Linked DNA regions of Mus musculus: region 1 is linked to region 2. The links are chromatin loops, found by intact Hi-C in ENCODE. Cell type or tissue: heart. All regions are shown on one strand.

Evidence for each region. Hi-C counts contacts between places; a loop is a spot of excess contacts. Peaks named below come from ENCODE experiments on the same cell type or tissue, not always from the same donor. Only the 100,000 strongest peaks of a DNase experiment are listed, where the experiment ranks them.
Region 1: it touches region 2 in a loop (1.9-fold over the local background); 6 of 42 quality-filtered maps call a loop at or near these places.

What each region holds. Positions count from the first base shown.
Region 1 is chr15:12,051,422-12,059,421 of GRCm38, forward strand. No RefSeq gene overlaps it. Among named protein-coding and RNA genes, the nearest start is that of Gm34759, 25 kb to the right of the region's middle. In heart, no CTCF peak of the experiment used is centred here; a DNase peak (open chromatin) is centred at 3,620.
Region 2 is chr15:11,987,423-11,995,422 of GRCm38, forward strand. It overlaps Sub1 (SUB1 homolog, transcriptional regulator), which reads right to left. Exons shown (of 5, transcript NM_011294.3): 2 at 6,367-6,439; 3 at 3,537-3,659. The coding sequence starts at 6,438. Among named protein-coding and RNA genes, the nearest start is that of Sub1, 4.6 kb to the right of the region's middle. In heart, a CTCF peak has its summit at 4,458 (motif pointing right); no DNase peak of the experiment used is centred here; H3K4me3 peaks cover 1,526 bases; H3K27ac peaks cover 445 bases.

The DNA of each region.
Region 1 (8,000 bases), 64 kb after region 2:
GAACCTTCACGTGTGAGTCTTTGTGAGACATGTGCTTGCAGGTCTGCTGGGTATATACCTAGCAATCATATGGTGGTGACTCTGTGTTAAGCTTTTTTGAGGAACTGCCATTCTATGTTTGCAAGTGCCTGTATCATTTACCCATATGTTTCCTTCAACAATGTGGAAGGATTTTACTTTTCCACATGCAGGCCACCTTTCACCATTGACTATCATTTTTATTTTTTAAATCCTTCCAGCCATGGAACAGTATCCTACTTTGAGTATAGTTCCCTGGTCAATAACGATGCTGAGCGGTTTTTCAGGTACTTCCTAGCTAGTTGTGAAGTTTCTCTAGAGAAAATGTATTCAGTTCTCTGCTTTCGTTTTCTTTTGAGACAGAGTCTTGCAATAGCTTCACCCACCCAAGTGCTAAGGGTTCCAGGTGTGTGCCGCCAGGGTCAGCCAGCCAGTGGGGGTATGCCAATTGCTCAGACTGTTGGTTCCAACTCCATGCTAACTACTGAGCCTATTATATACAGAGCCAGGTTAAACGCTGCTTCTCGTCTGGTAGCCATTAGACCCACCCCAGCCAATGTAGGAATCTTCTGGCATTGCAGATGCAGTATTTTCACTTCCTGAAGGGTTTATGTCTCTTCCTGTTCCCACATTCCAATACACAGTTACCAGAGTGAATGGTCCCTATATTTCTGAAAGCCAAAAATGAGGTTTCAGATCACACCAGTGGACACCATATAGGTCTTTGCTGCATGAATTTGGTTGGTGTCCTTCCAACCTCAGGCCTGTGAACTGAGGGGCTGTGACTATCATGGTGCCTCAAATCAAGCCTCTGTTCACCAAACCTGAAGCTTTGGCTGGCTGTAGTTAGTCTGACTGCGGTGGGTCTGGCTGCTTACTTTTGTTTCTCCAGCCAGTGTGGACACAGATATGCAGGCAGAACTCCCATTCACATGACCACGACTTCCCTACTTTTTGGTCTTAGAACCTTTTGCGGCTCAGTGGGCTTCTGTGTGTGGCTGGAGCAAATTTGCTGACACTATATTCAAACTTAGCATTGAATCACTTTACAAATATTTCTTCATTCCTTTTAAGTGGAACTGAAAGAGTCGTGCCCTCTTACATGTTAACATAGATGGCATTTTAATAAAAACACTTTTTCAAAACAAAACGTAAGAGTGACTTTGTTTTCTATCTTAGGGAATCTTTCTTATATCGATTGGACTATGAGAAAGCTGGATTTTCATGTCAGCTCTTCACTGGATCTGTTTCATTTGTTGTTTTGTTTGAATTAGGTGAAGAAAATCTAACTTCCCACAGATAAGCAATTGAGAAGGGAACAAAAACATATTCAAGTTTTTTTTTAAGCTGGATAGTCTATGGAACTACACTAAAACTAGGAAAGACTCTTTCCCCCAAAGTTCTGTTAAAATGAAAACCCTGGCATTCTTTAAAAGATTTTAGTTTTTATTATGTGTCTATATGTGCACTTCTGGGTGTATCCGTGCACATGAGTGCAGTGCTTACAAGGCCAGAAGAGAGCAGAAGAGGGCACAGGAGTCCCCGGATCCAAGGTGGCAGTCAGTTGTGAGCAGCCCTGCTGGGAACAGAACCTGAATTTTCTGCAAGAGCACTGCATGCTCTTAATCACTGAGCCAACTCTTGGGCCTGAAGTCAAGCATTTTGATGGACATTTGTGTTACCTTAGAACCCACTGCATTTTGTTCTTTGTTTTCTTATTTAAGACCCTGTGTGCACCTCCTCCTCTCCTGTATCTCCTGGCTCCTCAGCCCACCTGAGCCCTTCTGATCCTAGTATTGGACCTCTCATTTTCATTCTGTTTGTATTCCTTCACCTTTCCCATCCCGCGCTAAACCCTCTTTCTTCCCTCTGCCCTGGCCTCTGTCTAGATTCTTGGCATCTACAGTTCCTCACACCCACATCAATAAGAGGCTTCTTCTTGCAGAAGATGGTAATTAACACAGAGACCCTCACTGGACATGTCAAAGAATGAGAGACTTTGGAGCACCCAGCCCTAATGGAATGCCATCATCAAACCTCTCCACTCAGGGCTCAGGGATCAATACAGAAGAAGAGATGAAGAGGAAAGATTGTGAGAGCCAGAAGTGGTAAGTGGCTGCAAGGGAGCCAGAGGCTTGCAGACACAATCTGGCTGACGCACGTATGAACCACAGAGAGCGTGCACAGGACCTGCACAAGTTCAAGGCGGTCTTTACTTTGCTTTCCATTGTAAGAGAATCTGGTTCCTCCCGACATGTTTTATGTCTTGGCTCCGTTGAACCCACATTGACACTGGGTCAGCATACCAAACTGTAACACATACCAAGAGACATCAAACTAGCATGCCCTTGGGCTGGTGCCCATGCCCTTTTCTCTGGATGAATCATCCTTCAGGTCCCAGAAGCCCCCAGAGGACTTGGGTCCATACTACACCCTCTCCCCAGCCGTCACCTCTGGTCCAAATGTCGCGTCCTCCAGACACTTTTCCTTGACTTCACCACAGGGAGAATTAATAGTGTTCACTTTCTGTGGTCCAATACAGTTATTTATAAATGAAATAAACCCTCAGCATTCATAGTTCAACACTCCTTGCTTAGCCAACTTAAAAATCATTCTAGCAACTGTTGTGCCAGAAAGCATCTGTGAACCTCAAAGACCACCAAGGAGCCGTCTCCAATGTAATAGCATTAGGGTCTGTTTATCACAAGCTCAGGCTTGGGCTCTCCCCCAACCCAAACCTGACACAGCAGGACAGGAAGGGAAGGTGGAGCAGCCTCAAACCCTCAGCAGGACAAGTTTTTATAGGAAAACAGGAACAAGTGAGGGGGTGTCTGGTCTGGCAAGCATCGAATAGAATGACTATAAGCCAACAGGTGGGTGCTCTGAAGCAAGACCATATACAATCACAAACCGTCTAAAAGTACATCTGAAACAACCAGACTAGTCTTTGATTAACTGTTGCTAAGAAATACTTAGGGAGTAACTCTAGGGTATGGGCCAAGGACAAGCCGTGGAGTCCTCCCTGGTACTTGGGTATAGCTCGGGTTCTGCTGCAGGTCAAGTTCTCAGGCTTTTTTTTTTTTCCCCCTTTAAGATGGAGGCCGGTCCCAAGATGGAGTAGGTTTGGCCTCTCACAACAAGTCCACAACGTGCCATCATTTGACCAAAGCAAAAGTGAGAACTGTTCTTTGAAAAGGCAGGAAAAGAAAATGAGTCACCTGCCATTGGAAGCCTCTTCTTACTCCAGGCATTGGGGTGCAGATCGAGCACCTTCTGACTGGGTTCAGCTCTAATGACAATATGCATTTGGGGGACAGGGCATGTAGCTCAGTGGTAGATTGTTTGCCTAGTATGTGTGAGGCCCAGAATGGGGATGGGGTGGGTGTCCTCATGTGGGGTGTCTTCATGTGACGATATTTATGCTATATAACAAAAAAACCTTATAGCCTGCATGAGATCCTAATTCAATCTCCAGCAGTTAGCACTGGGGGGATAAAGTAGAAACAAAGAATCTGAAGATGTTGGCTTTAAGGTTTGCGTAGCTCTTCAACAATGTCAGGAAATGGAATCAGTGCCATGAGCAGACTATGTCAAAAACAGATGCACATATTGGTCTCGTTCCATGTCAGAATCTATTGAATAACAATACTCTCATGGGCTGCATTGGTTTCTTGGCAGCAATTTGCAAAGTAATCCCAACTTTCTTGATATCTGGCCAAGGCAAACACATGTTCTGTAAGTCCAACTTTAACTGTTAATAGTAACTTTTAGATCACTCGTTACACATCTTGCAATAATATATGCATGCTTATCAATAAAATATATAGATAGGTGTGTGTGTGTGTTTAAAGAATTTCCATAGGGAGTGAAAGAGCCCACCAAAATAGTGTTTCTCAACCTGTGGGTCATGACCCTCTCAAAAGTCAAACAACTCTTTCACGGAGGTCACACATATCTGATAATCCTGCATATTAGATATTTACATCTCTATTCCTAACAATAGCAAAATTACAGCTGTGAAGTAGAAATAAAAAATAATTTTAGGGTTGGAGGTCACCACACACACCACGAGGAACTGTATTAAAGGTTCACAGTATTGGGAAGGCTCAGAACCACTGATCTGGAGCCTGAGAGGTGGGAGTCAGGGAGGGCTAAAGAGTCTCTGTTGGGGGTCAGATAGCTAACCTCACTGGAGGTCTGCTGTGGAGTCAGCATTGAGAGGCACTCGGAGAGATGCTAAAGCAACCTGCCAGACTACGGAAGCTGCAGAAGCCAAAGGGAAGATGGGGTTCAGAGGAGCCAACAGACTGATGGCATGTCCCGATGTTCAAATGGGCAGACAGACAGCTAGCAGTCTCAGCAGTGGGGACTAAGCTGAGCTAAGCCCCTGTGACAGTGGGGAGGTCTCTGCCTGCAGGTTCCTTGATGTGCACACGGGGCAGTCAGATGGCAAGTAGGTGGGGCTATCCTGCCATCAATGCGCTACTGCATTGTTATTAGACGCGTTCTCACGACCGGCCAGGAAGAACACCACAGACCAGAATCTTCTGCGGCAAAGCTTTATTCTTACATCTTCAGGAGCCAGAGTGTAAGCAGCAAGAGAGCAAGAAGCAAGAGAGAGCGAAGCAAGAGAGAGAAGCAAGAGAGAGAAGCAAGAGAGCGAAGCAAGAGAGAGAGAAAAGCAAGAGAGAGAAAAAACGAAACCCCGTCCCTCTTAAGGAGCATTCTCCTTCGCCTCGGACGTGTCACTCCCTGATTGGCTGCAGCCCATCGGCCGAGTTGACGTCACGGGGAAGGCAGAGCACAAGTAGTCATAAGATACCCTTGGCACATGCGCAGATTATTTGTTTACCACTTAGAACACAGCTGTCAGCGCCATCTTGTAACGGCGAATGTGGGCGCGGCTCCCAACATCTCCCCCTATCCTTTTAATAAGAGCAAATAGGCCACCCATATTAATGAGAGTGGAGATAGAGGTCAAATCCCCAGTGTGTAGGTAAAGGAGCCATGTACAGGATTAGCTCTTAGGCTTACAGGCTTTTACCCAGAGCGACCCTGACCTGCTCCCGTGTCGTTTTGCCTGGGGGAAGGGAACTAGGACACTGAACCTTCATGAAAGATGACATGTCTCCCTAGAATAGGCTCATATATGCCGCAGAGCCTTTCCATTGCAGTGCTTAGCCTTGCAACTCTCTCGGGCTGCTGAAGCACACTCACTCTATCCCGTGCAATGAGACTAGCCTCGTGGGATATAAGAGCTGAGTGGCCAGCGACCTATTGCCTAAGCATAGATAACCATATATCAGGGGGAGCTCCATGTTCTAGTCCTGCAAGCGCCTGGGCAATAACCACCTTGTCTCTCCTAGTTTGGGCCTTAAGCTTACAGACCAATCAAAGAAGCAACACTAATCCACAGCAAAGTGTATCTCCAAATAATATTAATCCCACCCATTTTTTAAAGAAAGAAAATGCTGAGGAGATCCAATTGGGTAATCCTTTGGTCAGGGACAGGTCCAAGCGCGTGGAGTTGACCTGAAGTCTCAATTCCCGAAGGATCTGTTCAAATTCAGCCATCCAATTCTGTAACATATACTGAAAAAGACTTTTTGACAAATTAGCTGCCCTAGTAAATTTAACATACTGAATGGAAGTAACACACAATCCCGGAAACTTTTGTTCACATCCCAGCTGAGTTATTTGCCATAATACATCTAGTTGTTTCTGGACAAGATCTATGAGTTGATTAACCAGCATGAGGCCTCTCTGTATCTTGACATTAGCTGAGGCCTGTTCATCTATGACTGTAGTCACTGAGGCTGACAAAGTGTTAATGGTGTCAGTCGTCTGGACCTGTCCAGACAGAGCCAAGGCTGTCTGAATTAAGGCCAAACCCAGTTCCTAGTTAGTGGTAAAAAAGCAGGAGAATACTTGAGCATAATACATCACCGTCATTGGGAGTGGAAATGTCGACATTATCCCCCAACGCTGCTCTCTCTTTATTATTGACGCCCTGGACATCACCAAGACGAGGGACATTAGTATTCCCTTGGTCAGTCTGGATTTTTCGGGTGAGTCTTTCTGGTACCCAAAATGGGTTGTCTTCATTCTGTGGGAAAACACAGATAGCTCCCCTGGATCTTATCAAAATAGGATCCGGGCCATACCATTTATTATCAAGGACATTTTTCCATTTAACCATCTCATTGGGCCTATCTGGCTCTGAACAATGACGTTCAGCCGCAGTATGGCCATGAGCATCAATATTTAAAAAATTGAGTGTAAAGAGTGCCATAGACACAGACACTCTTGGTGCTCGGGGTACAGTCTCCTCAAAAGTTCCCCTCTTCTGTTTTATAAGATAGGTTTTGAGGGTGCGATGCGCACGCTCAACAATACCCTGTCCTTGAGGGTTGTATGGAAGTCCAGTCAGGTGGGTCACGTCCATCTGACGGCAGAACTGTTGGAATTTTTGAGACGTATAAGCTGGTCCATTATCAGTCTTAAGGAGTCTGGGTTTCCCCCAAGCACTCCATGCCTCAAGACAATGTTGAATCACATGTGAGGCTTTTTCTCCAGTTAACGGAGAAGCAAACATGATGCCAGAACATGTGTCAATGGACACATGGAGATATTGAAGTTTTCCAAAGGAAGAAACATGTGTAACATCCATTTGCCAGACCTGTAGAGGTCGAATACCGCGTGGGTTAATTCCCACATGAGGAACTGGCAAGAACTCACAGCAGCTTTGACATTGAGTAACAATGTCACGGGCTTCTTTTCTTGTCAAGGAGAAACGACTGCGTAATGTTTCAGCCGTCACATGAAAATTGTTATGAAAATTTCTTGCAGCCTCTACCGGGGATGATAGGGCAGCAGCCACCACTTTAGTGGCCTTATCTGCCAAATCATTTCCCAGAGCCATGGGGCCAGGTAGGCCTGAATGGGCTCTAACATGAGTAATATAAACAGGAGATCTTCTAGATAACAAAACTAATTGTATCTGCTGAAAAATATTGGCAACTCTACTGGAAGGCTTAATCACTCCAGCCACTTCTAAAAGATTTACTGCATTAACCACATAATAGGAATCTGACACAATATTAAGGGGTTTTAAAAAGGTTTTTAAAACTTCTAAGACCACTAAACATTCTACCACTTGAGGTGAATTTTCATTATACTGTTTGGATACCACTTTACCATTAGCCACATAGGCACCTATGCCAGTTTTTGATCCATCAGTATATACCACAATCCCATTTTTAAGTGGGTTTCTTACTGTTATTTGTGGAAACACAACAGATTGATTTTGGGCAAACTGTAAGATTGGATGTTTTGGATAATGGTTATCTATTTTTCCTGAAAAGGAGGTAACTAAAACTGCCCAATCATTAGATGTGGCTGCCAAGGTTTGAACCTGTGCAGCGGTATAAGGTACAATTAAAAGATATGGACTTTGCCCAAAGTGGGTGATTGCTGCTTTTAGGCCTTTAAGGGCAAGCTGTGCAATTGCATCAGGATACCAATCTATTATTTTAGCTGGGGATACGTTTGGATGGATCCACAACAATGGCCCATTCTGCCACAAAACTGCAGTTGGCAATTGTGCTGTCTTAAAGACACACAAACTGAAAGGCTGCGAATCCTCAATACGTTGTAATTGTGCATTCTGTAAGGCCTTTTCCACCTTTTGTAAGGCCTGGTTAGCAGCTAGAGTAAGAGTCCTAGGGGAGGAGATATGAGGATCTCCTTCTAAAATACTAAACAAAGGCCTTAACTCAGCGGAAGGAATCTTTAAAAAAGGTCTAAGCCAATTAATATCTCCCAACAGCTTTTGAAAATCATTTAAGGTATGGAGGTGATCTCTTCTTATCTCTACCTTTTGGGGCACAATCTTATCTGGGGACACCACAGAGCCCAAGAATTGTCCTGTATCAGAAATTTGGACCTTTTCTGTGGCTATCTGTAAACCCCACTGACTTAAA
Region 2 (8,000 bases):
AACCTAAATGAAATGCCTACAGCCTAATGCAGTAAACTCAGAGAAATCAAAAAGTAAAACACCTCAGAAGGCAGCAACAGGCAGCTGTGTTCAAGGTTAGCTTGGTTTACACATAGCAAGCTCCAGGCTACCAAGGGTGTGCTGGCTGAACAGAAACAGCTAGCTACCAATGAGCTGGAATGGTTGGCCCACAGGACTGCAACTATTGGGGAGTGTGGCCTTGTTAGAGTTCATATGACCTTATTGGAGGAAGTGTGTACTGTTGTTGGTTTAAAAAAAAAAAAAAAAAGCAAAACACACAAAACAAAATCACAATCATTTATTTGATTTTACCAATGAAGTCTTGGGAGCCAGGTGCTGGGGTGGAAAATTGCTAGCTCAGAGAGGCAGAGAAAGCACCCAGCTGACTAACCTTCCTCCTTAGCCCAAGTCCCACCAGAATGCCCTCTCTCTCACGCCATGTCAAACAAATTCCTTCAAACTCAATGTCCCTCCTTCTCCTTCCTGTGCATTTCTGTCCTCCTGACTCCTCTTGTCCTCTACGTTTCTTAATGATCCTATGCTCACTTCCTGTCACTTGCTCTGCCTCTTGACCTATGGTTGACTTTGTTTAATCCTGTTTACAATATTCAAGCAGCAAGTGCTTTGACTAAAGGTATGTGCTAAGGCTGAGCCACACAACTAAAAACAGGTTTTTCCAGTAAATACAATCTCAGGGTTCACAGTGTGATCAAGTATCTTACAACACTGTACACACTTGTAGGGGGTGGGCGTTGAGGTCTCATACTCAAACTATGCCCAGTGTGGCTCACAGTAGCTTTTGCTGCCTTCAGATTAAGATACAGAACTCTCAGCTCTTCCTCTGAAGACTATAAAACCTCTGAAACTATAAAAGCCAGCCCCAATTAAAAGTTTTCCTTTACACATAGAGTTGCCATGATCAGTGTCTTTTACAGCAACAAAAACTGTAGCTAAGAGACAGGCCTACATACCGAGACCCTGTCATTTTTAAAAAATAAATAAAAAACCTTATTTATACTGGTGGCTTAACACAAACTATGTGGTTTTTGAATGTCCCCACTTTCTAGATTCAGTACATGTAAGGAAAGTGTGTACTAAAGCAGACAGACATAGGACAAGAATTAAGAATGCAGCCCAAAAATAGGGCATGCATTTAATAAACTCACCAAGTTATTTAGGAAAGATCCAAAGTATTCAAAGGAAGGGCCGCTGTTGTGATGTGAATGAAAATGGCCTCCTTAGGCTCTTAAGGAGAGGCATTATTTTAAAGGATTAGGACACCTGGCCTTGTCAGAGTAGGTGCAGTCTTTTTGGAGGAAGTGAGAGTGAACTTTGAGGTTTCAGAAGCTCAAGCCACACTCAGTGTCTCTCCATTCCGGCTGCCCGTGGAATTCAGCTACTCTCCAGCAAGTCATTTGCCTACCTGCCACCACGCTTCTTGCCATGGTGACAAGGGACTAAACCACTGAACTGTAAGCCAGCTCCAAGAAAATGTTTTTCTAAGAGTTGTATAGTGCCTCTTCACAGCAACAGAACACTGACTGAGACAAAAGTCTTCATAAAAGGCAAAACTGTAGGTGTACGCTACAGGTGGATCTCTGTGGGTCTAAAACTAGCTCTGTTGTGCAGCCAGAGCCATACAAAAAAACCTTGTCTCAAGAAACCCAACAAAAAATGAACCAAAGCTCTTTTTTTCCTAGTGAGAAAAAAAAAGTCATCCCCTAAAAATAGACCCCATTTCTCAAAAATCTCTACCAAAAAACAACTTTTAAAAGTCATGGTAATACATGTCTACAGCCTCTGCTCTTGAGGAGAGGCAGGAGGATTGCTAAAAACTCAAATTAGCCTATTCTATATAGTGACTTCCAAGTAAGCTAGGGCTATTAAAAACAAAACAAACAAAAAGACCCTCAATTCAGACTCCCCCCACCCCATCAGGCCAGAGGTAGAAAGGAAAGCGCACAGCATGATGGTAAAAGAAAGCCAAGATACAGTTATGAAACTGGATATTCCAAAGCCCTTCTTTACAAACACTACAAAATACTCTAGTCAATTATATATTTATCCTGCCCCAGTTACTCGCTGTACTTAAGTCAAATAGCCCTGGAAGATCTCCACCAGACTTCTGATATCAGCAAGACTTCCCAGGCTTCAACCACACAGGCTCTGTAGTTCATACACAACCCGAGCTCCTTCCCACTTCAAGGTATTAACTCAATTTCCTGCTCTTGAAAATGCTCCCTTTGTCCACACACCGCACCGATCACGTTTTAAGATTTAGGTGCCTTATCTTTTTAATGAGATTCTCATGCCTACTCTCTCAATCTGTTCACTACTTCTCAGGACCCATTGTCATTTTTACTATGCGTATGTAATCATGGTTCCCTTAAATTCCACAAGGTTACAGATCACATTCCACATGGATTACTAGGACCTGGCAAAGCCTGAATGAAATAGAGCACTGTAAGCATCCAACTTAATATCCATTTGAAGCAATAACAGCATTCTTTTACATTCCTCATCACATACCTTCACCTATATTCTCTATCAAACCAACCTTTGCCCCGAAACTATACTGAAGTCGAAGAACTGAAACCTATAACTAAATAATTAATCTACATTTTCTTTTTGTCTATTTCTTTCTTCTACTACTTTTAGTTTTCTTTCACCACTTTATCTACTTACATCCTTTCTCCTCTCATCATTCATTTGCAAATCTCTCATAAGCTGCTATCGCCTCCTCTCTTTGGTTTGTGTTCTTTGGTGGTTGGCTATTTGGTCGAGCACGTGTAAAAGCCAACAAGAATAATTCCCAGCCAAGCCCCCCAGGCGCTACAGGAGATCCTCAGTGGCCACATTTGCTGGCAGGTCTACCTTACAGCTGGTCTTTCTTCATCACCGTCTTTGTAATCATCACTCTCTCCCTTATCAATACAAATGAAAGTCTATATAACTGCCTCCATAATCTCACAGCATTATTTACTTACAATGCCTCATCTCACCGATCAGTGTTTGCAGTGAAGCAAATACTGAATTGCTACAAACACTTTAATAAAGCCAAGACACCCAGCAGCCCTCCCTGGGGTTCCCATCTCACTCCATCTATTCTCTCCGATGCCCCTTTCCTTAAGCTCAGACTCCTGGTCTAAACACGCTATCCCAGCATTGTCTGTACCCATACACTATTGTCCCCAGCCTTCTGTTTCTTATGAAGCCTAAGTTATGCCATTTCTCTCAAATACTATCAAATTTACACTTTCCAGTCAAATACTCATCCTACTTACTCAAATTTGCTTCCCAAATATATAGTTCTAAATCTTTTTTTGGCTTTCTGTGACCTTTGGATTTGTATCATTTAAATATAGTAAAACTAGACTTCTACTGGGCTTTTACCAATAGCCCAGAATTGAACAAATTACCCTCACTTTCTACTCTGGTCAAGAGGACTATACAAGGGAAGACTGGTGTGCTCAGATCAGGATCTGTCCACTGGACTCAGTGCCCTCCGACTCTACCTGGAACATGTTGTCATCTCTGCTGCTGCTGCTCTGCTTGGAGGATGCCAGTGCTCTAGAAGTCTCACCAGGCTTCTGCTTCTTCACGGGCTTCTCTGGAACCGCTTGCTTTTTCCTCTTTAACTTAAAACAGGCAAGAACACACACTTGTGAAGTTCAAAACACTTCATTAAAAAGTTACTCAAATTTTTGACTTATGAAAAATATGTACATTAAAATTTTTTAACTATGAATCTAGTCTTCACATAACTAATGATAGTATTTTTACACTCTACTCTCAAAATCCCCAAAGATTCCTCAGATGTTAAAACAGTGATCTTGTGAACTAGAACCCACACACTACTCTCTGGAAAGAGAAAGACAAGCAGCCTATAACTTCTGTATAAACTTTTGGAAACCACAAATCCACCAGAAGCTTTCCTCTTATTATTTTAAGTTTTTAAAAACAAAGTATACTGGTATATCCTGTAACCCTGACTAAGGTTGAGGCAGGAAAGCTGAAGATCAAACAAAAAAACAAACAAAACCAACATATTTATGACTAAAACTGACTACTTACTAATTCTTTGTCTATTCCAAAAGGTATCTGTACTTTCTCAAGAATGTATGCTTCCAGCCTGGACTACATAGCAAGCTCCAGGCCAGTCAGGGCTACATAATTTAACTCTTAGGAGGAAAAAATAAAAAAGCATGCCTAGGTAAAGGAAGTTACTATCTTATACCAGGCACTGAAAATCAACAACTCAAAAACTTCTTCAGCACTAAGAATTGATGATGGACAGTAGTAAGACTAGTGTACTCAACCCCATATTTTAGAATTAGCACTAGTATAAAAAAATTGCATATGACCTCATTCTCAAAATGAGCGAAAAGTTAAAAAAATAAGAATTTTTAAAAACCCATGTTAAGTTTCCAGCCCAAACAGTAGAGGGCAGGCATGTTCCTTCTTAGTGGAAAGGACAAACTAGTTTAATATTACTAAACGTATATTAAATTTGTTGAGGCTAGGGCAATAATATGCTATGAAATGAAAACTATGGAAGCACCTAATGTAAATGTTTACAGAATTAATAGTACTGTGAGACAAGCTACACAGTCAGCTAAGCAAAACACAATCCTCTGAGTGGTGCACGCAGCAAGTAACCTCAGTGTCAGTGACACTCACTCTTAGAGGCTACACTCTACAAGTTCTGAAAAGACTTCAAGTACAGCTATATATGATGTTTGAAGCCTTATTTCAAAATTATAAATGATACTACAGTCTATCTGTACATTTATAGGCTCCAACTTTCCTAAGTTTTCCTATAGAGCTCCCTTTTCTTAGGGAGTACAGAGGCCAAAAAAACAAACAAAACCTAAACAATAACAAAAATTTTTTTAAAAAAAATTTTAAGAAGAGGGGGGGTTGCTGCTTTAAATAAATAAAACAGGGTCCCCATTATCCCAGGTGACCTTGAACTTCTGACCCTCCTGCTTCCGTTCCCATGGCTAGGGGATCAAACCTGGGACTTCCTGAGTGCTAGACTAGCACTCTACCAAGTGAACTATAAAACTAGCTTTGCCTGCTGCTTTTACACTTTGTAAACCACAGGTGCATTAATTACTTATTTTCAACAAAGCAAGTAAACAAATAAGGGTGAATACAATGTGTTCAATTTCTAGGATATGAATGTCTATTCAGACATAAATTTCTATTAAGACACAGCGGTGTGGAAGGAAGTCTTGACCACAAGGTGAACAGCTCTGTCACACTTCACTGCTGTGATCAATTGAGTGGAATGAAGTTGACAAAACAACGATCACCTAACACAGAAAAAGCTTATTCTGACAAAATGGGTAATTTTGTATTTGCTGTGTTGGATGACTTTATTTACTAAAAGCAAATAACTTTTAAAGTTAAAATGTACCAAAACTAAAATTCAGTAATTTGAAGAGGAGCAATGACTGAGAAACTATCAACATTAATGTTTTCATTCAAAAATCCATGCAGCCCAATAGTGACTTATACCTGTAGGTCAGACAGAGCTTTGGAAATGTTATTACCATCAGTTTGTATTTGTTGCACGTGTGGTGCCTGTATGTGGGTACATGAGGTTACAGGACAAACTTGGTATAATGGGGTCTCTTCTCCTACCATGTGGAAGAACAGAGATCAAACTCACACGAGGCGCCACAGCAGGCTAGATCAACTGGATTTTTGAATGACACGAATTTCTAAATAATGATAAGTAGTGTCTTTGGTCTCATTAGAATTCTAGTGCTCTAGAGTCTAATGAAGCATTTCTGTTGACTCTTGGTTACTAGAGGTGCTCAATGGAGGACTTGCTTAGTCTGAGCTGGGTCCCTAATCCTGAGGGTGAGGCAGAAGGACAAAAGTACAAGGTCAGCCCAACAACTTACTGAGACCCTGTTGCAAATAAAAAGTAAGAAGAAGGCTAAAGATATAGCAAGTACTTGCCTAGGATGCACTGGGCTGCCAGGCTGAACCCCAAGTACAACACAAAGACCTCTTAAATCTGATGTAAGTCCTGCAGATGAGACTAGAATCTAATATTCTACTCAAGGAATCCATCAGTCATTTATCTTTACAAAATTACCCTTGTAGATTCTCTCACATTCTGAGCCCAGCATTGGTAACACCATCCCAGCGTCCCACCCACCCCCACCCCCCAGGGAAATCCCAGGTGTTTGGAGAAGTCTAGGATGCATAGCAAAACCTACTTTAAAAGACTGACAGGCCTTTCCCTTCAAAACTCAATGTCAGCATTATAGAGCAATTAATGCACCATACATTTTGTTCTATAAAAGAACTTGGTAGAGTAAAAGTTACCTTTTTTTCAACTTCGCTGTCCGAATCACTGCCTGAAGAGCTTGAAGAAACAAGTTCCTTTGATTTAGGCATTCTGAAAGAAAAAGACATCACATGAATAATTTACAAGGTGTTTTAGTACCTTCATCTTAGCTCTCCCAGACCAAAAGAAAAAATTAACTTCCACAGCTCATTCTGCCTTTTTGTGGTACTGGAGTCGTTACACAGAACACATGTCTAAATTGCAAACAACAAGCACAGCCAATTATTCTGAACCCAGTCAGAAAAAAGAAATAAAAGCCATGTGCACATTCCTTCACCCTTCTCAAAGTCAATGGGCCTTTTTAACAACTGATTTTTAGACAGGTTATAAAGTTTGTGGGTAGACTACAAGAAAGCAGCTGAGAATAATGACCGTAAAATCAAGAGAAATGTACATAATTCCACTCACATTGAGGGGACCAGCTCCAACATAAACAGCTTGCCCATGTAAGCATAATACCTAATTAATTTTGCCCTTATAAATCATCTTTTACATGTTCTGTATACACTAGTTTTTACTTTGTGGCCACACTATCAAAACAACAGGCAACAATCGGAGTTCACAATGTTATACACAATTCACAATAATTTTGCACTGATTTTCTACTTAGGGAAATATATAAAATGTGAAGGCTTTATGTGCAAGGCAAAACTCACCAGACAGGCACACAGTGCAGAGCCTGCTGTTTATTTACTGCATAAAACAAAGGGCAGACAACTCGTCTAACCCACATTTCAAGAAGTCCTTAGGCAGGTCCTAACTACTTTTCAAGATACTTACACCAAATGGTAAAACCAGGTAGCAAAAGCTATTTACCAAACTATCTTCTGCTCTCTCCATCTAAATAAACTTACTAACTTCTACATGGCTTAAAGGTCCTAAAAAACACAAGATTCTGTAAATGCTCAAGAAAGATACATCAATTCCTACCTCCTACATCAAAAAAATTATAACCCAGCTCTCTAAAGACCAAACTGGCATTCAATGTGCAAAATAGGAGGTCAAGGCAAAAGTGAGCTACCCAAATCCTGCCCACGACTCTACACAACTGGCCAGTCCGTTAGAGGTAATACCTAAACTCAGGAGGGAGAAGGCTCCTAACCAGTCCCTTCGCTTTTCCTCTTACTGCTCCATTTCACAACCCGACCTCCAAAATCAAGTTTCCCAAGCTAGCTCGGTCACACAACTACACAAAGCCTGTTTTTTGAGAGGGAATTGCACATAAACAAATCTTTCGCTTGCAAACAGCCAGCCATATCTATCTCCCATTACGAAAAGCTGTCTGGGGAACTAAAATTACTTCAAAGAACCACGTCATTATCTAACCTAAATCTACCCAATAAGAAAACAATGTTTGTTACTGGGAACTAAAGCCAGCCCCGTTCCCTACACTTGGACTTTTAACTTTAATGAGGCTTTACTGGGGTGGTTTCTTGGAGGCCGGGGGGCGGGGGGCTTCGTAATTCGAGCAAAAGGTAACTAAAAGGGGTGACCGTAGTTTATAGACCGACCAGTCGGTGCCCGGGGCTGGGGAATACTGAAAACATCCCAGAGTGCGAGGCTCTCGAGGGCGAGCCGGCGCGTGGCACCGTGGGGGTCGCGGCCAGGAAGC